Regions from separate parts of the Homo sapiens genome. Here region 1 is linked to region 2. Evidence: chromatin loops called from intact Hi-C (ENCODE). Cell type or tissue: endothelial cell of umbilical vein. All regions are shown on one strand. Links, peaks and the distances in the headings refer to the core of each region. The heading gives the core; the rest is flanking DNA.

Region 1 (12,407 bases), core at 1,396-9,395, 64 kb after region 2:
ATAGATGTGAGCCTTTACAGAGATTAGTGAATAAATTTATACTAAGTCAAAAGGTACTTTTGGTATCAAACTCTTTTAGCACTGGGCTTGTGCTCATGGGGTGGTATGATAGCACACAACTGGTCTTTGTTGTTTGGCTACCTGCTTTGAATAATGGAAAGTGACAGCAAAGAACAGAGAACTAGCAATGGCTTCCCCTTAAAGACCTTCCTATGAACTATCTTTAAGTGTTGGTATTAGCTAATGGTCAATAATTAATAATACAAGCAAAAGTGTTTGCTTTAGAATCTTCTTCGTTGCTATTAGAGAAAAACAATGTGCTACTTGTGTTCTGTCCTAGATGGGAGAGGCATTCTTTAGAAAACAATTAAAATAAAATGCAAAAAAGCCTGAAGACTAGACTAAGTCTAGATGATGTGAGAGAGTGGATACTTACTTTTGTTGTGGAATGCAGAGAATAAGATGAGTCAATGCTATAAGATTGCTAGTCAGATTACTTACAGATTGAATTTCTAAATATGCCTAAATGCTGAGTCAAACTGTAGTGTATTTCCCTTTCCATGTACATTAGTGGTTCTCTTATTGGTCTGTTTTAAGTCTGATAACATCAGCCCTGGCTTGTAATCTTATTTTACTTTTGCCATTCAGCCTCAACAATAGTTATTAGTTAAATTTCTTTATGAATATTTTACATGTTGGCTTTTATTGAAAAATTCTAATTGACTATTAATATTATAAAATATTGAAATATGTGTGTGTATTTACAAAGCCTTTATCATATTTTTTAAAGCAAGCTTGTCCAACCTGCAGCCCACACACCACATACAACTCAGGAGGGCTTTGAATGCTGCCCACCACAAATTGGTAAACTTTCTTAAAACCTGGGATTTTTTTGGTGAGTTTTTTTTTAAAGCTCATCAACTATCATTAGTGTATTTTGTGTGTGTGGCCCAAGACAATTCTTCTTCTTCCAATGTGGCCCAGGGAAGCCAAAAGATTGAACACTCTTGTTTTAAAACCTTGGTCTTATAATTTTAAAAACCTTAATAATAATGGTTTGATATTTCTTAAATTATCCCCAATGAGAAACTTTGACAATGTTTATAAAATGTATTTTCAGATCATATGTGTGGGTGTCTGTGTGTATTTCAAACCATATATTTATATATTTTAAAATACATGTGTATAGGTAGATATAGATAATATAGATATAGAAAGCAAGTTTAGACATTATTTTTATGATCCCTACTGGGGGCAAAGCAGATTTGGGGAGAGTGAGATTTATCCAAATTTAGTATTGCAAGAGTCAACCTCAAGCCTTTGGTATGCATGGAGGTGCTCATTCAGAGATCTAAATCATCTGTTATTATGAAACTCTTTTTCTTATCTTTTTCAAGAAGAACTGGGAGAAGATTTATTTGGAAATAGTATAATTTGTAACAACAAAACATTTTGGAAGAAGATACTGTAACTTTCACAAGAAATGATTTGACTTTAGGAGAGAAGCTGAGTAACTTTAATGTAGATGGGACAATTAACTTTTCTTTGCATTCTACTTGGTCAACTGAGTGACCATCACAAACCAGCTTGTGACGGTTGGTGCAAAATTTTTTTTTCACTTGTATTATCTAATTCCCTGCCTTTCTTTATGAATTGCAACTAGCTAAGAACTAGTTTATAACAACTAGCTAAGAAAAACTAGCTAAGAAAAAAAATAAGCAATGATGCAATCAAGTATAGATTAATGTAATTAATTGCTACTTTCTCTGAATTTAAAAACAGAGCCACAGATAGTGTAATGGGACACAGAAAGCAATATATGACTTCTACTTTTTCATTGGATTGAATGAGTACAAAGAAAATTTTGTATGCTTTGAATTTATATAATTTTATATGTGAGATACAGCTAAAGAAAAAATGCTTTATTTTTCAAAATATATTGAGTTTTCTGTTAAGCAAGACTCTAAAATTTAAGAAAATTATCCAAATGTTACTATGCTTGTGAATATTTATATCCACATCCTCTCATAAGCACTTGGTTATTCTTAATCTTGTTATCTGGAGGCTTTGATATTATACAGCAATAAAATATTGTATGCACCTGAGAAATTATAATAATAATAGTCTTCAGTGCAAGCATTCATGAGACTTATATTTTGGGTAAATTACACTAACTTAGAGAAAGAAAGTTGCAGAGATATAAATTATTCAAATGTTAATTAAATTTTTCTTAGTTTATCATCTGTCTTTGGAAATGGAAGCAATATTTATCATTATTCTCTTTACCTCACATACTAATTTGGACATGGGCCATATGAATCAGTTAACTATGAAACTGTTTTATTTAAAGAAAGCTAAATATGAATTATTTTGGAAAATGAAGAACTTTATTTTAAATGTGAAAAATTAGATCTAAATATATTAATTAAAACCCTTTGAAATTTAAAGTATTAGATTTCTTAAAATAGAGAGTTTTTTTAATTTAACAATTGCTTATCTCAAATGAAGTTCATATGTGTGAAAAATTTCAGAAATTATTGTGATTCAGTAATTAGCTATTTGTAAACACAGTTCTGGAACTGTAGATGATATTAATAGAAACTTATTTTTAAGTATTTAATTTTGCTGTGATACAACACAATGGGCTTATATATAAACTTCAGATAACCTCATTTATTTATGATAATGATGCAGCATTGCATAATATCTTTCCAATGAAAAATTTTCAGCTGAGCTTACCAGATGTACTTTAAAAGCATGCACATATAGTCAGTAGACTCAAAACTTATTCCTATGATACATAAAATAAAGCATATTTAAGATTATGGACCCTAAACTTCTTACAGTGAAATTTGAATATTATAAAAAAGCATACACTTCTGATATGAAAATTTATCTTCATTCTTCCCTTTAGACCTAACTTTCAAAATATGTAGCTATACCTGAAGTGTAAAGGTTATGCTTATTCCAGGGTTCTTACATTCAGGAAATTTATAAAGTTTTAAGAGCATTAGATATTAGCAGGATTGTGTTGCCATAGCAACCTGTATCCACGAACAAACTCTCTAAATATCTAACCTAAAAGACATCGATGAGGTCAGTGCTATGAGATGTGAAACAAAGCCAAAATTATTCACACAGAATTCCAGAAAGTAGTCATTAGTTGTAGGTACATATTTTTGTCCCTCTTATTTAGAACTTGAATTGCTTGATATTCAATTAAATCAAATGACTTGTTAATCACTTTAACAAATGCTTACTGATATGATTTGGCTGCGTTCTCACCCAAACCTAATCTTGAATTGTAATTTCCATAATCCCCATATGTGGTGGGAAGGACCCTGTGGGAGGTAATTGAATCATGGGGGCCATTTCCCCCATGCTATTCTCATGATAGTAAGTTCTCATGAGATCTGATGGTTTTCTAAGGGGCTTCCCCCTTTGCTTGGCACTCTTCTCTCTCCTGCCACTATTTGAACAAGGACGTGTTTGCTTCCCTTTCTGCCAAGATTGTAAGTTTCCTGAGGCCTCCTCAGAAAACGGGAACTGTGAGCCAATTTAACCTCTTTTCTATATAAATTACCCAGTCTTGAGCAATTCTTTATAGCAGCATGAGAATGGACTAATACAGTAAATTGGTACTGCAGAGAGTGGGGTGCTGCTATAAGGATACCTGAAAATGTGGAAGCAACTTTGGAAGTGGGTAACAGGTAGAGGTTGGAACAGTTTGGAAGGCTCAGAAGAAGGAAAATAATGTGGAAAAGTTTGGAACATCCTAAAGACTTGGAAGGTCCAGAAGACAGGAAGATGCGGGAAAGTTTGGAACTACCTAGAGACTTGTTGAATGGCTTTGACCAAAATGTTGATAATGATATGGACAATGAAGTCGTGGCTGAAATGGTCTCAGATGAAGAGGAAAAACTTGTTGGGAACTGGAGTAAGAGTCATTCTTGCTAAGCTTTAGCAAAGAGATTGGCGGCTTCTTGCCCCAGCCTGCCCTAGAGATCTGTGGCACTTTGAACTTCAGAGAGATGATTTAGGGTATCTGGCAGAAATTTCTAAGCAGCAAAGCATTCAAGAGGTGACAGTGCATGAAAGTTTGAAAAAGTTGCAGCCTTACAATGCGATGGAAAAGAAAATCCTATTTTCTGAGGAGAAATTCAAGCTGGCTGCAAAAATTTGCATAAGGAGGAGCCAAATGTTAATCCCTAAAACAATGGAGAAAATATCTCCAAGGCATGTCAGAGGTCTTCACGACAGCCTCTCCCATCACAGGCATGGAGGCCTGGGAAGGAAAAATGGTTTTGTGGACTTGGCCCAGGGTCCCCATGCTGTGTGGAGTCTAGGAACTCGGTGCCCTGCGCCCCAGCCACTACAGCCATGACTAAATAGAGCCAAGGTACAGCTTAGAGAATGCAAGCCCCAAGCCTTGGCAGCTTCCATGTGGTGTTGAGTGTGCAGGTGCACAGAAGTCAAGAACTGAGTTTTGGGAACCTCCACCTAGATTTCAGAGGATGTATAGAAATGCCTGGATGTCCAGGAAGAAGTTTGCTGCAGCGGCAGGGCCCTTATGGAGAACCTCTGCTAGCGCAGTGCAGAAGGGAAATGTGAGGTTGGAGCTCCCCCAAAAAGTCCCCACTAGGGCACTGCCTAGTGGAGCTGTGAGAAGAGGGCCAGTGTTCTCCAGACCCTAGAATGGTAGATCCACTGACAGCTTGCTTTTCTTCACATGCCTGGAGAAGCCTCAGACACTCAATGCCCGCTAGTGAAAGTAGCCAGGAGGGAGGCTGTACCCTGCAAAGTCACAGGAGTAGAGCTGCCCAAGGCCATGGGAGCCCACCTCTTGCATCAGCACACCATGGATGTGAAATATGGAGTCACAGGAGATCATTTTGGAACTTTAAGGTTTAATGACTGCCCTATTAGATTTCGGACTTGCACGGAGCCTTTAGCTCCTTTGTTTTGGCCAATTTCTCCCATTTGGAATGCCTGTATCCCTATTGTATCTATTGTATCTAGGAAGTTACTAACTTGCTTTTGATTTTACAGGCTCATAGGTGAAAGGGTGCTTTGTCTCAGATGAGACTTTGGACATGGACTTTTGAGTTGATCCTGAAATGAGTTAAGACTTTGGGGAACTGTTGGAAGGGCATGATTGTGTTTTGAAATGTGAAGACATGAGATTTTGGACGGGCGCCAGGGACGGAATTTGTGGTTTGGCTGTGTTCCCACTTAAATCTTATCTTGAATTGTAGTTCCCATAATCCCCATGTGTTGTGAGAGGGACACAGGAAGAGGAAATTGAATCCCGGGGGTGGTTTTCCCCATGGTATTCTGGTGATAGTGAGTAAATTTTCATTAGATCTGATGTTTTTATAAGGGGCTTCCCCTTAGCTCAGTTCTCATTCTTCCCTCTCTCCTGGTGCCATGTGAAGAAGGATGTGTTTGCTTCCCCTTCTGCCATGATTGTAAGTTTTTGAGGCCCCCCACCCATGCTGAAATGTGAGTCAATTAAATCTCTTTCCTTTATAAATTGCCCGGTCTCAAGGATATCTTTATCAGCAGCATGAGAACAGACTAATACACTTCCAAAGCATCTACTTTGCATTAACTTATTCATTCGGGATTGCGGGACAGAACTAAAATGAGATTTTTAGATCTCTTCATCCAGTTAAAGAATCAGCTACACATCTGGGCTACTGTAACCTAAATCAGAATGTGATGGCTGCCAACTCTTTTGTACTATGTGCTCACATAGAATGATGTGTATCAGAGCCTAGTGAACAGGCTCCATTGAGATGATGACAGGCACTTCTAAGACAAAGACCAACGCAGAGGCCAATATTTGCAATGAATAGGTGTCAGGTTTATTGGAGATGAAGAGAAGGAATGCGGTAGGTAGGAAGAGGAGATAAGATTAAAGCCACTGCATAATGCTGGATGGTAGAATTTCTTAAATGTTATGCTAAAAAGTTTTGAGCTTTTGGCATGGAGCATTTAAAAATGGAAAGATAGTAGCAAAAAAAAACCTTGAAAATCCTCCACTATTCAATAAAAGACCATTGGTTACAAGTAGGAAGGTTTATTAATGAGCAGATAAAAGTTCGAGGTTGGTCTGGAGTACTCAGGGATAGGAGGAAAGAATTGAAAGGAGATTTTAGAATTTGGATGTGGATGAATAAAGAGCAGGGAACTGAGGACGTTGCTGACAAATTGATCTATCTGGTTTGGTTTTCAGATCTTCTATATTGAAAAACATTTGAATACTACTTTGGAGCTAGGAGTTAGTGAATTTGGCATGGAAAGGTTTGGGATTGATAATTTGGAAACATTGCCTTGTGGTAGACATGAGAAATATCTGTCCAGATCCTAGGAGAAAGAGGATGCTGATCTGGGAGTCTCTGTGTTAAGGTGATGTGTAAAAAGGTGGGAGTGAAGAGAGACAAGAAGCTATACCCATGTGGTCACCTACATCCCAGGCAGGGTGGGGGAAAGGATTCTGATTAGGGGATTGAGTGTCAGTAATTACTCTATATCCACAGCCTTTAGGCCATGAAACAGATATTTTCATATGCCTGTAATCTTATCTCTTCAACATGAAGATTGATGATAAGATTTACAATATTAACTGTACTAATAAATAATGTTACATGGGCACTAGCAAAGGGAATTTCTTAGATTAAAAAATGAATTCAATAATTAAGATTTGCTGTTTAGCATTTTATGTTATTGAACATTGAAGTAAAAAAATTGTTTATATTTTCTTCCAAGTAAGTGATGGTGCTGCTCAATTTTTAAGTGCAATTTGGTAAAATAAGGCACTTAATTTATATTCTCACCAGATAAATGTTCTGAGTTTTCTAGATATACAAACATTATCGATAAATATACCCACTCTAATTCAAATACAATGATAATATGGTGTGCTGGGTTTCACTCACAGATTGACTGATTATTATACTCAATTGAGCACTAATTCTTGTACTCAATAGAGGATTGGTGTTACGTACATTTGACTTGTTCAGTTTTTAATACCAGAGATAGATATTTATAGAATCCATTTCTATTAATAATCCTGCCTTTAAGTTTAATGTATTTTATTAATCTTTGGGTCTAGAAGCATAATCCCATCTCCATTTGCATTCAGTGCTATATGCTATGTAACTATACATGACTTCATCCACTCATATTCATGTGTGCTTAGGAAATCTGACTTTTTTTTTTTTTTAGTCTTAAGAGGAATAGGAATATGTTGCTTTATTTTACAAAACATTCAATACTGGTTGATACAGTAACTTGTCTGAACCTGATTTTGTTTGTTTGTTTGTTTAATATAGCTGATCTTAGAAATTTAGTATAGGATGGTTTTGGTAAATAAACCATTCGACTGTAGCAATGGACTAATGAGATAATTGAGGATAGGTGTAATAAGCAAGGGATCCCAGAAGGAGGCGTAATTGAATGTGGCTTCTTAGAGTCTTGCACAGGGAGGCATAGTTACTGCAGATTTCGCTCATGTGGAGTGAGGATTCCCTCAGTTTTGAAAATCTGTTCTTTGCACTTTCAGCAGAGGTGTATACATTTCTTTTGGTAAACCGACCGCCTGCTTTCCTATGTCTGACTGCATGGCTGCCCACACACCAAGCACAAGTAATGGAAACAAAATAATCTCAACATATTTATGTTGCAAGATTCAATTGGGGGAATTCTAATTTCAAAAAGTATTACTCAACAAGTCCAGGGTCCAAGCAAATCTGAGATCCACTCCTACATAAACACATAACATGTAACACATGAACACACACACACACACACACACACAAAACCTCCAAAAATATCCATCGTGATTTTCTAAATATAATTTCTCTTATAAGGCATACTTCCTTAATGAGTTAAGAAAAATAATTGAGAGTCAAGTAACTGAAGAAATTCAGTTACCTCAGGGCTCAGGCATCCCAGGTGCTCTGAGGCTGGCTGAGTAACAAATGGCTGCCGACCTCCTCCAAGGTGAGAGGATTTATTTCAGGCTTAAAGTAGCCTGAATCCTATGGAAGGAAATAGGATTGGAATGTTAAGAAACTGGAGTGGATGTTTTAAATCCTGAAATGTTTCTAAAAATGTGACTTTCTGACCCCTAGTTCTGGAAATGCTACCTAGTGTTCTGCCTTGGTCTTCTGCCACTGTGAATTGTTAGCCACGAGAAGGTGCTGGATGTCCCTGCATAGCCTGAACGTGCTCCCCAGGAGACTAGAGCCCTTGCCTACCATTGCAGTGAATTCCTCAAGGGACTGGGAAGGAAGGTATCATGTCCTCTCTCTGTTTTGGGAAGCAGCCTTGGGGAAAGGGCCCTGGCAGAGAGGCCCTCAGGTGTCTGTGTAGGTGACAGGGCAGGGTTAGGTTTTGAGCAGGGCAGTGACAATGGTGGTGCTTATAAGCTTTTGGGCAATAACTAACCTATACCAACATATATTAACATCTATCAAATAAATTAGAGATTCATTTGCTAATCATAGGAAACATATCAAGACCAGACTCTATTTTAAATGAGTAAAAGTCACATGCAGATTATGTAGGTTCACAAGGAGTTGGCAAAATAAAAGCAAGCTTGAACCTGACTACACATCTCCCGTAGCTCCAGGAAATACAATGAGCCCTCAAAGGCAGGCAACAGCCACGTTTCTTTTCAGCCTAGGTGGCACAAGCTGAGTGTGAACAGGGGGTGTGGATGGGTCCAGTGGCCTTTTCTTGGCCATGGGAGGAAGAGCCCTCTTGCTGGCTGGGCCCAGTAGAGACTCACCATTTATCCAAATTCCTCAGGCTACCATGAAAGGATGGCCAAAAAGCCCTCTCTTTTGGACCAGCTAGACATTGTTCTGACTTAACAGGAGTGGCCAGGCTTTCATAGGCTGGGTTTCCCAGACGCAAGTAACATACTTCTCCTTTAAACATGCATTGCTGGAATCCACCTTTATACTTTAAATGGGGAATTGGCGCCTCATTTCTAGTGGCTGTGTTACAATCAAGCTGCATAGCCAGCTTTATGTTTGAAGCCTTATTTAATTATCTGTCTCGAAACCAAAGAAAGCATAACAAAGTAGTATGTGATTAGACAGGCCAGGTCTCAGGAGGGGATCTTGGAAACCCCTAGCAAGAGCCCAACCTTGGTGATGTTACTGCTCTATAGGAGAGGATGGGGTGTCTTACTTTGCTTGGGCTGCTGTAACAAAATACCATGAACTGGGTGTCTTAAACAACAGACATTTATTTTCTCACAGCTGAGAGGCTGGAAGTACAAGATCAGGGTGGCACTATGGTTGGGTTCGGGTGGGAGCTCTCCTCCTGGTATGCAGACAGCTGCCTTCTCCCTATGGATTCACATGGCTTTTCTTCTCTGTGTATGAGAACAGAGAGGGAGGGAGGGAGGGAGGGAGAGATGGGGAGGGAAGGAAGGAGAGAAAGATGGGGAGGGAAGGAGAGAGGGAGAGGGAGGGAGGATGGAAAGAGACAGAGAGAGATTGAGATCTTTCTCTTCTTATAAGTCCACCAGCCGTCAGATTAAGACCTCACCCTTATGAACCTCATTTAACCTTAATTACCTCCTAAAAGCCCTATCTGCAAATATTGTCATTTTGGAGGGTCAGACGTCAACATATAAATTTTGGGTGGAAGACATAATTAAGTCCATAGCAATGGGGAAGCTATGTTTCAATTTATTGTGTTTTAGAAAGGTAAAAACACTTTTTAAAGTACCAGTTTTCATTACCTTAACTTACCATTGAATATTACATTAAATCTAATTAGAATCATAAAGTTTCAGTTCCTATAAATATTATTTCTACACATGCACACCTTGAAAAGATGCTAACTCTTTTAAAAGTTATTCACATTTTACATCAGCAGAAAATGACAGTATTTTCTCTTTAAAAAATATTTTTAAGGCAACCACAAAATGCAGGTGTAGTTGCAACTAAATAGGATGACTGGTGTATGGAAAGACTGATTTCACAGGTGATTCCAGGCAGCCTCATACAGAGTTTTTTCCTAAGGTTTTTATTCTGTTACTACCACCCATTACAAATATGAGAAGTACAGAAGGTAAAAGATAAGTAAATGTGGTTTATTCTGGATTTTTAACCAATAAAATTTTTTGCTACATACAGAGGGAGAAAGCTCTTTAGCGTCTTACATACGGAGTGTCAATAATCCTCATGCAGTCTAGATGACATATTTTAGACTACTGTTATCAAATTGAGTGATTTAGGATAAAGTCTGGACAAGCCGTAGTGGTGTTTTTTGAAGCTGGTCTTACTCTCTTACAATCTGTTCCTCATCAACTAAGGCTTAAAAAATCCTTTGGATGTATTAAAAATTCTTACCTTCCCTACCAATAGGAGTTTGGGAATACGTGATAATCAAAGTAGGATGCAGATATAAAACTACCCTCATGCTATGTTTATCCAAATAGAAAATGGCAAGTTACCGTTACTAATATCCTGTTTCTTTTTCTTTGTGTTGACTCAGGAGAGTTAAATGTGCTGTAAATCAGGAGACTGATGTAGACTGTCAGTCTTTCCTCTGAGTCACATTCTGTCAGCCACCATTTGCATTCATCAAAAAGGGTCTTGATGCTAAGAGCAGAGATCCCATCTTGAATTCTGCAAAGAACAAAGTAAACATAAATTTCAAATGTAGAGTCATGATTTTAAAATGGTCAGCATGTGCTGCCACAGAGAAGAAAATTGCTTTTCAAAATGGTAAAATATAGATATTATTGACATATCTGTCTCCATCAGCATTTATTGGAGAACAGAAAAAAGATTTCAAATACCTATAGCTGAGATGTTATGTGAACAAAAGTTAAAGTGCAGGAAAAGAACAAAACAAAATCTATTGTCATCTAACTCTCTATCCTTTATAGCATCTGAGAAATAGATTTCCCCTAGTACAATAAATTGCTTCAAAATGGCTAAAGTAACTTTGCTTATTAGGCACTTTTGGGAGTCTTACATTATAACTTAGCCAATTTACAATTATTCTGAGGCTAATGGTTTTCCAGATATAATTACCATTCATGACTGCTCTTTGCTTATTCCTTTCCTTTTTTTCTGTTCTGCATTTTGTTCATTCTTTTCACCCTTCTACCAGGTGCTCCGTGGGAAGGGAGAGAGGCAAAGAAAGCAGACCCCAACATCTAGCAAAGAATCTTTCATGTAATGACTCTTAGTAAAGTTGCTGTCATGAAAAGATAGCCCCTCAATGGGAGCTATTGGACTTGGTCAGGAAGACATTTTACATTACTGACAAAAATGAGATTTTAAACATATATTTAAATAATCTTTGTGCTTATCATTTTATAAACCCGTGTTGTCTGATGCAGTAGCCAATAGCCACATTGGCTATTTTAATTTTAATTTATGTTAAATCAAATAAACATTTCAATTTTGAGCCTCACCAGCCACGTTTTAATTGCAGAATAATATTTAATGCTTCTAAATTGTATTTCTAAATATTTACATATTTGAAAAATACTCATAAAATACCCTGTCAGTCATATTATTATAGAATATTTTCATCATCATACAAAGTTCTATTGGATAGTACTAAATAGATTAAAAGTTGATCTGTGTATACAAAGTTCTTACGAGTATTTCTGGTGTAAATGTATACATAAAGATTTATGTCCACAGGTGACTGAAAGAAAACATGGAGAGTGGTATAATACCAACATTTGTTTTAAAAGCTTTTATGATTTTTTGTTGCCCTGTGTCACAAGAAAAATTATAAAATTTTTTTAAACAAATTGTATCATCAGTGAGAAGGGGTTATAACATGGTGTCACTCACCCAAAGTCACTGAAACTGAGGTAGGAGGCAGGACTTGACTCCAGAGGTGGGACTCAAGACACCAGACCAGATTGAGGAGTACCTAAAACAGGGCCAGGGCAGAAGCAGCTTTCCAATCAGACACACCTAGCAGTGTGCCATGTCAATTTATCATTGCCATGGCAACACCTGGGAGTTACTACCCCATTCCTTAGTGATGACCCAATGAACCAAAAGCTACGACCCCTTCCCTAGAAATTTCTGCATAAACCACCCCTTAACCTGCATGCAATTAAAAGTGGGTATAATTATGACTGCAAAACTGCCCTGAGCTGCTACTCTCTGCCCATGGGGTAGCCCTGCTCTGTAGGAACAGTCACAGAGTTGTAACACTGCCTCTTTAATAAAGCTGTTTTCTTCTACCTCTGGTTTGCTCTTGAATTCCCTCCTGGGCAAGTCCAAGAACGCTTGTAGACCAAGCCTTACTTTGGGGCTTGCCTTCCCTGAATCAAAACTGTAACAGGGCAGCTCATACCTGAGCCACTACGTTAAAATTAAGAACACAATGATGTGTTTCTTCGGAAG
Region 2 (12,407 bases), core at 1,474-9,473:
GCAAATTATGAACTTGGTTCTCTGATGTATACAAACCACTGTATATTTAAAATCTACTACTGATACAGAGAAATATTCTCAGTCAAAACAAAGAAGTTAAGCAGGGCCCAGCCCTGCAGAACCTGGCTTTTAAACTTTCAATCTCCCCCCTGCCTTTTTTTTTTTAACATTTTTAATATCTTTTCTGAATTCCAATAATCTCAGACAACCCCATATCCACATATAAGTATACAATTTATTATAAAGCCAAATATATTACATAGAATCCATATTCTACAACTTCAGCTCTTTTTAAGTTTTTGTGCCAGTTTCACCTCTAGTGTTGTCCAGTGATGAATGTTCTAATTTGTAATGAAATAGAGAAAACCTTAATAAATAATTTGTAGAAGATTATGTATTTTTCCTTATTTGTATATTTCTATTTAAGGTTGATATACAAAATCTTCAAAGTAGGCAATTTAAGGCATAGTGCTAATGAAGAATGAAAAAATACACAGATGATATTGTAGTCTAAATGTTACTACCTAACTTGAGAATATTTGATCCAAGTAACACAAGCCATAGGCCATATAATTTAACTGAGATTTTTCATGGCATTCTGCTCTTCAGACTTTTTTCCCTAATAGATAACATGTTATAATTCAGTAAGGAAGCATATTGCAGTGGGGCAGATACCAAAAAAGTACTGAAGCCAGATTTGCATAGGACAACGTTATTTTAGTTTTGATAAAGTTAGCTCGTAATATTTAACTGACAATCTCAACTTCTGGAAGCCTTCTGTCCTTATAAAACCAGGAGAAAGCCTCTGATGATATAATATTTTGCATTTTAGAAATGTGAAACAACCAGTCATTACAGATGATTGGAAGGAATAAAACAGTTAGAAAAATACTATGTTCAGAATTCTTAGGCTTTACGTAAGACTATCTGAAAAGGTAAAATTGCCTCTGGCTACATTCCCTAGGAAGAGCGTGGAGTACATGAAAAGTGCTTTATAGTCATGAATTAATCGGCAGTAACTTCTCTAAATAATTCTTTTTGATATTATTCTCATTCTATAAATAAAACATTGTCCCCGAGAGAGAAAGAATTCTGTCTTGGCCCAATAGTAGATCAGTAGGAGGATCTTAATAGGATTCTTAGAGAGGTTAAGTGGGCTGAACCTTTCAAACCAGAAATGAAGACCAGGACATTTGGGAACGTCATACTTTGTGGTTGAGATTAATTTACAATTGAATGGTTTTAAAAGTCATTTCTAGAATATAAAATTATAGCATCTTTATCTACCTGTTTGTTTGATAGCAAAGCTACCAGTGATTGTGCCATGGTTGTATTAACGTCAAATAATTTATTAGGCTTTTGCTAAAGAATTTTATTTGAAATTTTCAAGTTGTTTGGAGTTCAATACAGACTAAAAATAGTTTTATTCATTCTGTACTTTTTTATATTTTAATATTTTCTATTTTTTTCCTATAATAGTTCCAACATAATAGGATTTTATAGTTTATTTAATGAACTCGAATTGCTGATCAGTTTACAAGTACTCTCTGTGTAGATTCAGATGAAAAGTTTGATGTTGAATATAAATGGATCAAATATATGGAATAAATCTTACCACATTTACTTTTAGTTAAACAAAATATAAACAAGAGATTATTCTCAGAAAGAACTGTTTTCTAATTAATATCCTGCAATGTTACTTGAGCCATCTATAAAATGGATATAATGGTACCGTAACCTGACATCTGTTTCAAAGAAAAAAAATTTGAAAGCACATAGAAAGAGCTGGGAAAAAATCCTAGCTTGAATAATGTGTTACCCAAAGTGTTATTCATTTTAACATTACTTGAGGGTTAGTAGGTTTGTCAGCCACTTTATTACAAGTAATAAACCGATTCCCATTTTAACTTATTAGAAAGATATATTTGCATTTTGGCATTTTGGTGAAAAAATAATATACTCTAGCCGTGTTCATTTTATTTATATCGTCATTAACAACTCAATGAAATAGAGCCTTTAGCATCATGTATTGAAATTCATACATATTTGTATGTTTTATGTTCATACGTTTAAGCGAATATTAATGTTCACTAAATTGAAACTGAGAGATGCATCGTTTGAAACCCATGAATATTCATGGACTTTCCTGATTTATTCTTTGGGTTTTAATATAATATTTGAGAAAACAATCAAATTTTATTCTTCTAAATATTCATACTTGAATTATAGGGTAAAGTGGAAAGTTGCTCATATTTCTTATACTGAGATGTGTGAGCTTATAAAAAATAAAAGGCAAACTTGATCTAAGGGTATCATATTATAACTACATATGTTGATTTTAATAATTTCTTTCAGGGTCTTTTTGCTCTAAATTAAGAATGGCACACATTTTGGTCCAGTTCTGTGATATTGCTGTTGATCAAGGGCAATGAAATGAATTCGACCAGGAACTTCTGCTTTTATGCCTTTATGAGATGATTAAGGAATTGATTACCCTTCCTATAGAATGAGTTTATGCCTTCTTACTATGGGGCATATATTAGAAAAAAGCAGAAATAGCTATTTTTCCCCCAAGATGATCTTAATGTAGAAACAAGAAGTTAGGCCATGTTTAATATATAATTCCCACCAGAAGCCGGAAACTAAATAGAGGCATATTATTAGTCAGACTGTATAAATGGAATGCAGGGGAGGGGCATAGTTCACCATCACATGAATTCAAATGTAGTGAAGGTTTATTTGTGCCTTTCTCCATCTCCTCCTAAATATGTAAGTATATGCAATAAAACCCCCTTTGCATAATTAATTGTGATGTCCTTCAAGAAAGTAATTCAGAAGCGGATGAAATTTCTTTCTTTTTTTTTTTTTTTCTTTCTTTTTTGAGACGGAGTCTCGCTCTGTTGCCAGGCTGGATGGAGTGCAGTGGTGCAATCTCGGCTCACTGCAACCTCCAACTCCTGGGTTCAAGTAATTCTCCTGCCTCATCCTCCCGAGTAGCTGGGACTACAGGTGCATCATGACACCACGCCCAGCTAATTTTTTTTTTCTTTTTTTTTTTTTTTTTGAGACCCAGTCTCGTTCTGTGGCCCAGGCTGGAGTGCAGTGGCGCGATCTCTGCTCACTGCAAGCTCAGTCTCCCAGGTTCACGCCATTCTCCTGCCTCAGCCTCCCGAGTAGCTGGGACTACAGGCGCCCGCCACCGCGCCCGGCTAATTTTTTGTATTTTTAGTAGAGACGGGGTTTCACCGTGTTAGCCAGGATGGTCTCGATCTCCTGACCTCGTGATCCGCCCATCTTGGCCTCCCAAAGTGCTGGGATTACAGGCGTGAGCCACCGCGCCCGGCCCTGAGTTTTGCATTTTTAGTAGAGATGGGGTTTCACCATGTTGGGTAGAATTGTCTCGCTCTCTTGACCATGTGATCCGCCCATCTCGGGATCACAAAGTGCTGGGATTACAGGTGTGAGCCACTGCACCTGGCCGAAAATGTTTTTTAAATTCTGTGTGGAAGGTCTCAAAGTTACATGTTTAAATTTAATGAATGTGCTTTAGTGTTTTCTGCAAATTGTATCCAAGATTTTTAACATTATTATTCCTGGTGAATTTATACAACTGGAGGAGTACATGTAATTAATGAACACAATAGCCTTACAAAATTAAAGGAAAATAATTTTCTGAAACTTTATGGTTACAGGGCAAATCAGGTAAATAATCTCTTGTTAGTCCTGAGTTTGACGGCTTAAATAGAGTGGCATCGTAGAAGCAGGCAGAATTTCACAGTCATCTAAGCACACTGTATTATTTTGTGCTGAAAGATCTGAAGGTCAACATGTATAGTCATCGAGTTGAGGCCATCCATGTGGGGAAGCACAGCCGGCACTAGGTCCTCTCCCCAGATGCTCACTTCTCCACAGTTCACACCAGCTTGCACACTTACATTAGGAAATTGTGTTTCAAATTTAAACCACGCTTTATTTTATTATTTCCAATAATATAGCGCAAAAGGCCAGGCATCTTCTCCATTTGATATGACTGTGTGATAAAACTGAGAATTAATATTGTATTTATCTTCTCTCTTTAGCCTGTAATAAAGTGGATATTGCACATACCTTGAACCAAATTTGTTTTTGGATAGAAAATGGAATCAAATTTGGGGGTCATCCTTAATAGCTTGTATAATATAGTTTGACATTTTAATATGGCAGGTAGGAAATTAAACACAAAGTCCTTTCTATGATGGCATTCTGATAATTTAAATAACAGACATCACCTAAATTATTATCTTGAAGGCTGTGGCATTTCAAATCCATTGTCATTTTAAATTCTCTGAGGAATTTGGAAAGGTGGGTATTTGTTTATTTGTAAATATTACAGTGAAAGGTTGTATAGCGTTTCATTTAGCTCTGTGTTAGCTATGAATTTAAAAAATCACAGAAATGTGAAGAGCCCCTTTGAAAGTTTTCTTGGGTTAAACATCAACACCAAATGACCTATTAAATATTATTTCATTGATTAATTCAGATTAGACTAATCTTTCTGTAGAATGCCTCATCTACTTTTTTATATTGCTAGTTCAAATGTATTCTGTCAGTATACAAAAGATTTGTAAGAAGATAAATCACTTTAGAATGAATTCAGTCTGTCCCCTGAGAAATGTAAAGTTAAATAAGTGAAGAACATATATACAGGCAGTCCTTGACTATGGTTAGATCTACAAGTTTTTAACTTTATGATTGTGTGAAAGCGATATGCATTCAGTAGAAACAGTACTTTGATTTCTGAATTTTTACTCTTAATCTTTTTCTGGGCCAGGGATATGCAATACTTTCTTGTGGTTGCTAGACAGTGGCAGGGAGCCGCAGCTCTCACGCAGCCATGAGATCACATCACCAGGGGAGGCAAGCCAGGCTCTTCAGTGGCCTGTGTTGCCAGATGATTTTGCCCAACTGTAGGTGAAGGGAAGTGTTCTGAGCACACTTGAGGGAGGCGAGGCTAAGTTATGATGTCGGGTAGGTTGGGTGGATAAATGCATTTTCCACTCGTGATATTTCCAATTTGCAAGTTGAGGGGCATCTATACTTAGAGAGCAAATGCATTTGCCTTAATTTTTAAGCCTGAAATCCTTCAATTTTCTTAGTTATTTTCTATGCACATTCATTGAATCTACTTTGCTTCCAGCAAATGCATTTTCTTGGGACCACTAGGTGGCATCATATCTGTTTTTAAGGTTTTTAGTGTACCAGTGACTTTCACACATTTCTATTCTTGAAGACTTTACCAAGAGTTCAGATGACAAGACAACTCTAGGGGAGGGAGGAGCTGGGATATAATTAGAAAGTATAATCTAGATCCTGAAAAAAAAAAAGGGGAACTACTGATAGTATAAAGAAAGTTTTGGTCTTTTATATCTGTTCCTTTAGTAAAATATCAATGCCTTATTCCATATTGTGGTATAATATGAAAGAAATCTCTATGTAAATAAGTTAAATTATTTTAATATCTTGCGTAAAAGAAAAAACACAAGCTAACCATATGAATTTTGCTTGGAAAAAAATCTTTTTACAGTGTCACTGGTATTTATATTTTTAGCATTTGTTAAATACTTCCTATTAGAAGACGGGTGTACGTTGAAGTTCATATAAAATAGATAGAAAAAAAGTTATCACCTTCTATTTCAGTGGAGTTTATAATCCCTTGAAGGAATAATATTTAATGGATAAATATACTATGCACCTCAAATAGTCATATATTTTAATAAAAATATAGTATATATAATATAGGTCTTGGCAAAATGAGTTTTGTTTCAACAAGACAAAATACATGGAAAGTCACATTACATTTTCTACAGATCCACCATGTTACCACAATGTAGGGTGAAAATGCATGAGATATTGGGACAAGACCTTTCAGATGTTTCTCCCTCACTCCTGCCAGAATGCTAGGTCTCCCCTAGTCCTTAAGGAGGTCCTGCTAGTGCACTGTGGGGAGGGGATAGGAGTAGAAGGGGAGGGCTTTCTAGATAGGGAGGAGCACTCCATTCCTGGTTCTCCCACCTATTTATTGAGACCTTAGAAAATTACATAACTTCTTACATAGAATTCAAGTATCTTCACTTGTAAAATATGACAAAATAATACTAATCTCACTGTGTTATAAAAGTAAAAGTGGTATTAGTAAGGATTTGGGCAGAATAAAAGGTATAAAAAGTGGTCCATTCATATTGGAGAATTACAGCAGAGTTTAATAAGGGGACTAAACAGGCAGAGTGTAAGGAAACCACAGGGGATAGTGCAGTATCCCAGCACAAGTATGGCGGGGCTGTACCACCTAGACGGAGCCACCTGCAGGTGTTCTGTCTTGGTTGAGGGAAACAGTAATTCTGAGACAACCAGGAAAGAAACCAGGGAAATATATTCACTGATGTTTATTTCCTCTCTTTTGTCTTCTGGTGAGGTTATCCATTGATGGACCCCTAAGGCAGTGAGTTCCAGGAAACTCTGATATAGTCCTACAGATTATTCTTCAAGGACACATTATAGTCTCTAGAAGGTCAAAACAGACCTGGTGATCAAAAAACATGTCCATCTCACTGGTGCCAGAGATATCCTTCTAATGTACAATTGGACCATCCCAGCACCCTGCTTCCAATTCTTCTTTATTTTATCCTGGTAGCTCACAGGAAAAAAACCATAATGCTTAATTTAGAAAAAGACCATTTATTATCTAGCCACTGCCTCCTTTAAGTTCTCTCTCCTCCAGCTATGGGGAACTCTCCTTGATACCTCAAGGTGCCATGTCATGTCCTGCATTTTCACCAACCACGCTTTGTCTATGCTGCTCCTCTTCCTAGAATGCAATTTTCCTGTTTCCTATTCAACTAACTCCTGCTTATATTTCAAAACTCAATTCACCAAGAAGAAATTCTCATATTAAAAGTTGGATTTATATGCTCTTTTTCAGCGCACCTATAATACACTCTGTTTGCATCTATCACAATATTAATTATATCATATTGTAGTCATAGGTGACAGGTCCTTTCTTACTAGACCTGGATTTCTCCAAGGAGAAGACAGTGTTTTATTTTACTCTGTATCCTTAGCACCTTGAAAAATATATATATATCTCATATGAACTCAATGGTTATTGAATGAATAAATGAATGTGTAAAAAGCCTAGTTCAGTGCTTTCCATAGTAGGTACATCACGTGCTCATGTGATATAAGCTGGCATCCAGTGGGGGTGATAAAAAGGAAAATGCCTCAAGAACTCACGAATCCTTTCAAACTGAGATATCCCCTAAAAGTCAGACTACAAGTAAGCTGGAATTTGCTTTCCATTCTCTCTTCCCAGTCTACCTTAGACTTGCAAAAAATTGGCATGTAATTGAAAACTATTTCAGAACATCTGTCTCAAGATGTGAAGATGCCATGAAGCTCCTAAAGTTTATAAGCCTCTGCAGACAGATAGTAATAACGGCTTATGGAGAAATCTGCGAAAATCATCTATTAGGGCTCTACGGTATTTCATTAATTTACACTGTCAAGAGAATTACATTGCTCAACCTTCATAATAAAGGAATTATAGAAATTTCAAGCAATAGTAAACTCATAACCCCAAATCTCCTCAATATAGTAATTATGAATTCTTCCAAACTAATTAAACACTAAATATTCCAACCCAAACATACTTGTGAGTGTGTGAAATTTTTGCAACGGATATATTTAGTGGAATGGATATAAGTATGTGTGTGTGATGAGGTGTGAGTGTGTATATATACACACAAATACATATAGCCATTTTTTTTTTCAAAATTGTTAATGGAGCTCAAATAAAATGCAATTGTTTTTCCAAGCCAAAATGAGTATAGAAACATGAGAATCAGCTAATGGACTGGTATAACTTGCCATTTAAACCCAAACTGTTTACTATTAACAACAGGAAAATTTTTAATATATATTTAGTTTTATTTCACAAAATTTTTATATCTGTATCTAATTAGCATAGTTCTGCAGATTACATAACATTTGGAGGACTTGCATATAAAAAGATGACTTAGGAAAATTCCAAAAGATGGTTGAAAGTACACAAATTTTGATATGTGCAAGAAATTATCCATAGTATTTGTGCTAGGCTGAATAATGTCCCTCACTCCCCCACAATGATGTCTATGTCCTAATTCCTAAATCGTGTGAATATTACTTTACATGGAAAAAGAGAATTTGCAGATGAAATTTAGGATCTTGAGATGAAGAAATTATAGTGGATTATCTACCTCAACTCAATGTAATCACAGTGATCCTTGTAAGAGGGAGGAAGGAGAATCAGACTCGGAGAGAGAAGGTGCAAGAATGGACCAGAGGCCAGAGAAGAGAGAAGACGATACTCAGCTGGCTTTGAAGATGTCAGAGGGGCCCTGAGCCATGGATTACGGGTGGCATCTAGAAGGTAGAAAGGGCATGAAGACAGATTCTCCCATAAAGGTTCCAGAAAGAACCAGCCCAGATGACCCTTTCATTTTAGTTCAGTGAAACTCATTTTGAACTTCCACCCTCCAGACTGTAAGAGAATAAATTCATGTTGTTTTAAGTACTAAATTTGTGGCAATTTGTTATAGCAGCAATAGAAAACTAATAAAATTTCCAAAGGCTTGGTTATAGAATTAGAATACATTGTATATCCCGTATAGCATTTATTATACTTTGTTTTCAGTCTCTTGCCTCTAATTAGATTATAATAGTCTTGAGGCCAGGAATTGCCTTATTTGTCTTTGTATCCAATGCTCTTGTTACTTAGAAGAGCTCAAGATATCTTGTCGAACTAATGCCTGGATTCACTGAATGAGCTGAATCAGTGCATTGCTGCTACGTGTTTTGAATTTCTTAGAGCAGGGGTCCCCGGCCCCCAGGTCACTGACAGGTACCAGTCCATTGCCTGTTAAGAACTGGGCCACACAGCAAGAGGCGAGGAGCAGGCAAGGCAGAAAAACTTCATCTGTACTTACAGCTGCTCCTGATCCCTCACATTACTGCCTGAGCTCTGCCTTCTGTCAGATCAGCAGGCGACAATAGATTCTCCTAGGAGCACTGATGCGGTTTGGCTCATCAAACCATATCTCACCAAAGATCTTACCTGGAATTGTAATCCACAGGTGTCGGGGGAGTGGCCTGCTGGGAGGGGATTAGGTGATTGAATCATTTGGGTGGACTTCCTCCTTGCTGTTCTCCTAACAGTGAGTGAGTTCCCATGAGATCTGGTTGTTTGAAAGTGTGTGGCACTTCCCCCTTCGCTCTCTCTCCTGCCGCCGTGTGAAGAAGGTCCTTGCTTCCCCTTCGCCTTCTACCATGATTGTAAGTTTCCTGAGGCCTCCCAGTCATGCTTCCTGTTAATCCTATGGAACTGTGAGTCAAACCTCTTTTCTTCATAAATTACCCAGTCTCAAGTAGTTCTTTATAGCAGTGTGAGAACGGACTAATTCAAGGGCCAACCCTGTTGTGGACTGTGCATGTGAGGGATCTAGGTTGCTTACAGCTTATAAGAAACCAATGTCTGACGATCTGTCACTGTTTCCCATCACCCCCAAATGGGACCGTCTAGTTGCAGGAAAACAAGCTCAGGGCTTCCACTGATTCTACAGTATGATGAGTTGTATAATTGTTTCATTATTTATTACAATGTAATAATAATAGAAATAAAGTGCACAATTAAAACCATCCTCCTTCCACCCCTTGCCCCCCATTTGTGGAAAAAGTGTCTTCCACGAAACCGTTCTCTGGTGCCAAAAAGGTTGGGGACCACTGTCTTAGAAACATGAAAGCAATATCTATGTGATAGGGCTTCCAATTACTTGTGTCCCAACTTGATGTTACCAGGGGCCTAAGGAAAAACATATTCAGTAAAAATAAATGCATGTTAAGCAGGAATATGAGCAGATTCATAGTTTTGTTCTTCTGTGTTTTATGCCTTTTTTAAAGAGCAAATATTTGGAATTTGGCAAAATGAAAATTTATCTGAGAACTAAATTTGATTATTATCCGTAATTACTGTAATTTTGGAATCATGTATTTGAAAATGATGTGATGTCAGACAGCTCAGCTTCTCATTCCATGTTACAGTCTCTCCAACATCATGCTTGGTGGTAGTGTGATTTAATCACCAAAATATTTGGAAATGCAGATAAGGTTTCCTCAGACCAAGTCCTTTAATATTGGATCTTGATCCTTACTTTCCAGTTGTGTAGGGTTATGAGGAATGACGTGATCTGTAATATCCTCTCCATTTCCCAAATCTCAGACTTTATATGAGCAATGACAAAATCATTCCTAAGTGGGAAAGGTTGAAAGAGTAATTTGGCAAATGACACAGTTACTCTAGGTTGTGTTTATTGTAGTATAATATTTCAGTGATATTTTTAAATGGAAGGCAGAATAGCTGAGGTAATTTTTCAATTATAATAATTATAACAACAATATTGATGATGAGTTTTTTTGTAAATATGTAATGTTTCTATTGTACTCTTTTAGTACACAAAATGTTATCAGGTGTTGTTTTTATTGTTGCTGGTTTAAAAAGTAAAAACTTTCCATACTCAAGGTGCAAAGAAATCACCTCAGAAGGTGACATTTCACTAATGACTCCTCTAAGAAATCGACAAAGATGGATGTGGTACCTTTATTGATGGCCCCTGAGAAACATGGTACTTTCAAAATGACATTATAGCTACACACAAAAAAAGCTGTGTTTGCTTTTGCTTACAGGAAAGAATGTTACATACCTTAATTACATAGTGCATATTTTATCTTAGTTTATAAATTCTCACTTGTCTTCTATTTAAACATAGAGAGTTAATTATGCTATTTACTAAGATCTAATAACTTCAACATTATGACTTAATATTATGCAACACCTTACCTGAGAGAATCTCAATGAAACTTACACACGCTTTACTAATGAAATCTTGCCACTCCCTTGTGGATGGGGTTCAGTTTCAAGGCTTTGTGTTTATAAAATGTGTAGAGAGATGTGAGTAAAATATGTATGGAAGTGTCAAGCCAAGAAATCCAAAATTTGAAATACAATTCAATCTCTATTGCTAATATATTGACACTTACTTAATGTGAAATATTTTTCTTGTAGGAAACAATCTCAGGGCTTTTCTATTCCCATAAAGAGAACTGATCATTAAATAACTGAAATTCTGTTGTGCTTCCTTGAGGGCAGATTCAGTTTGCCATCTTCAGGTGTGTCATCTCACTTTATTTTCCCCAATGCTCATTTTGAAACCAAGGGTGGCTTCAGGGCTCTTGAGTCTCTCAGAGCTTCATTCTGGACCAAGTTCTCTGGGAAATAAGTAAAATTAATACTTTTCTGCTTAGTCTTCCCCTACATAGGAGATATAAGCCTAGTAACTGATTTCAAAGGTTCTCCTCAACTATAAATTTCAATCAGGTTCAGAAGCTCATGGTTTTGGACTCCTTTATGAAGTACTTAACAGCCTAAATAAGACCATTTATAAAGCAGGGGTAATAGATGATAGTCATCTAGCAAAGTTGGGGTTAGTCATCCTAGTGGTTCATAAAATTGGAAATTTTCATCAAAAGAAGCTATAGTCATTTTAAGGCAGAAAATGAAGTGATCTGTGTATTCTTCAAATCAAAATTATTTTGGATTATGTATCATACCCAAACATATGTATATCAAGTGATATTGACTTGATTTTCTTTCTGAACAAAAGCTTACATGGGAACGTGCCCCTGTTTTACTCTACTCTTAATGGAGGGTCTCCCCCTACTTTAGCTTTGAGCTTAATATCTATTTATCTATGATACTAAAATTATTTTTTAAAATAAGTAATTAAAAGACATATATAAAATAGATTATTAATAATTTTTTCTATACCAAATAAAAGGCAACACAAATTACATAAGAGAAGCAATTATTTCAAAATATTTGATACATAACTTTTCTTTCTCACTCATTAAAATCATATTAGAAAGTTTCTATGCACAGCCAGTTGGATTCAAGTACCTCCTCTATTGCATTGGCATTGCTTTGTGGTGGGTAGAAATCAATTCTTATATGCTTGCTACTTGACTTTCACTCTAGAAAACTGTTTCTTATATTAGGTTTTGATACCATTTGACTGAGAAGCCCATGAACCTTTAGACTTAATAGTGCAAGTTGTATTAAATAGGATACAAATCTTGATGGCTGGTAGATAGAAGATTTGGTATTCTGCAGCAAAAAAGAATTAAGTCTAACAATCCCATCATTACTTCAGAAGAAATTCTTTTCAAGTGAAATAATGAAAAAGAAGTCATTCTATTATTGCATGACTTAGAAATGGCTTTTAAGACTGTTTATCTAGTCTGTCTATGTCTTACTTCATTTTTTTCCTAAAGAGACTGAAGCA

The links. Hi-C counts contacts between places; a loop is a spot of excess contacts. Peaks named below come from ENCODE experiments on the same cell type or tissue, not always from the same donor. Only the 100,000 strongest peaks of a DNase experiment are listed, where the experiment ranks them.
Region 1: it touches region 2 in a loop (7-fold over the local background); 2 of 110 quality-filtered maps call a loop at or near these places.

What each region holds. Positions count from the first base shown.
Region 1 is chr18:70,991,234-71,003,640 of GRCh38, forward strand. No RefSeq gene overlaps it. Among named protein-coding and RNA genes, the nearest start is that of GTSCR1, 350 kb to the left of the region's middle. In endothelial cell of umbilical vein, for the core only: a CTCF peak has its summit at 7,441; DNase peaks (open chromatin) are centred at 5,278 and 7,448; H3K27ac peaks cover 2,112 bases.
Region 2 is chr18:70,927,219-70,939,625 of GRCh38, forward strand. No RefSeq gene overlaps it. Among named protein-coding and RNA genes, the nearest start is that of GTSCR1, 280 kb to the left of the region's middle. In endothelial cell of umbilical vein, for the core only: a CTCF peak has its summit at 5,179 (motif pointing right); a DNase peak (open chromatin) is centred at 5,223.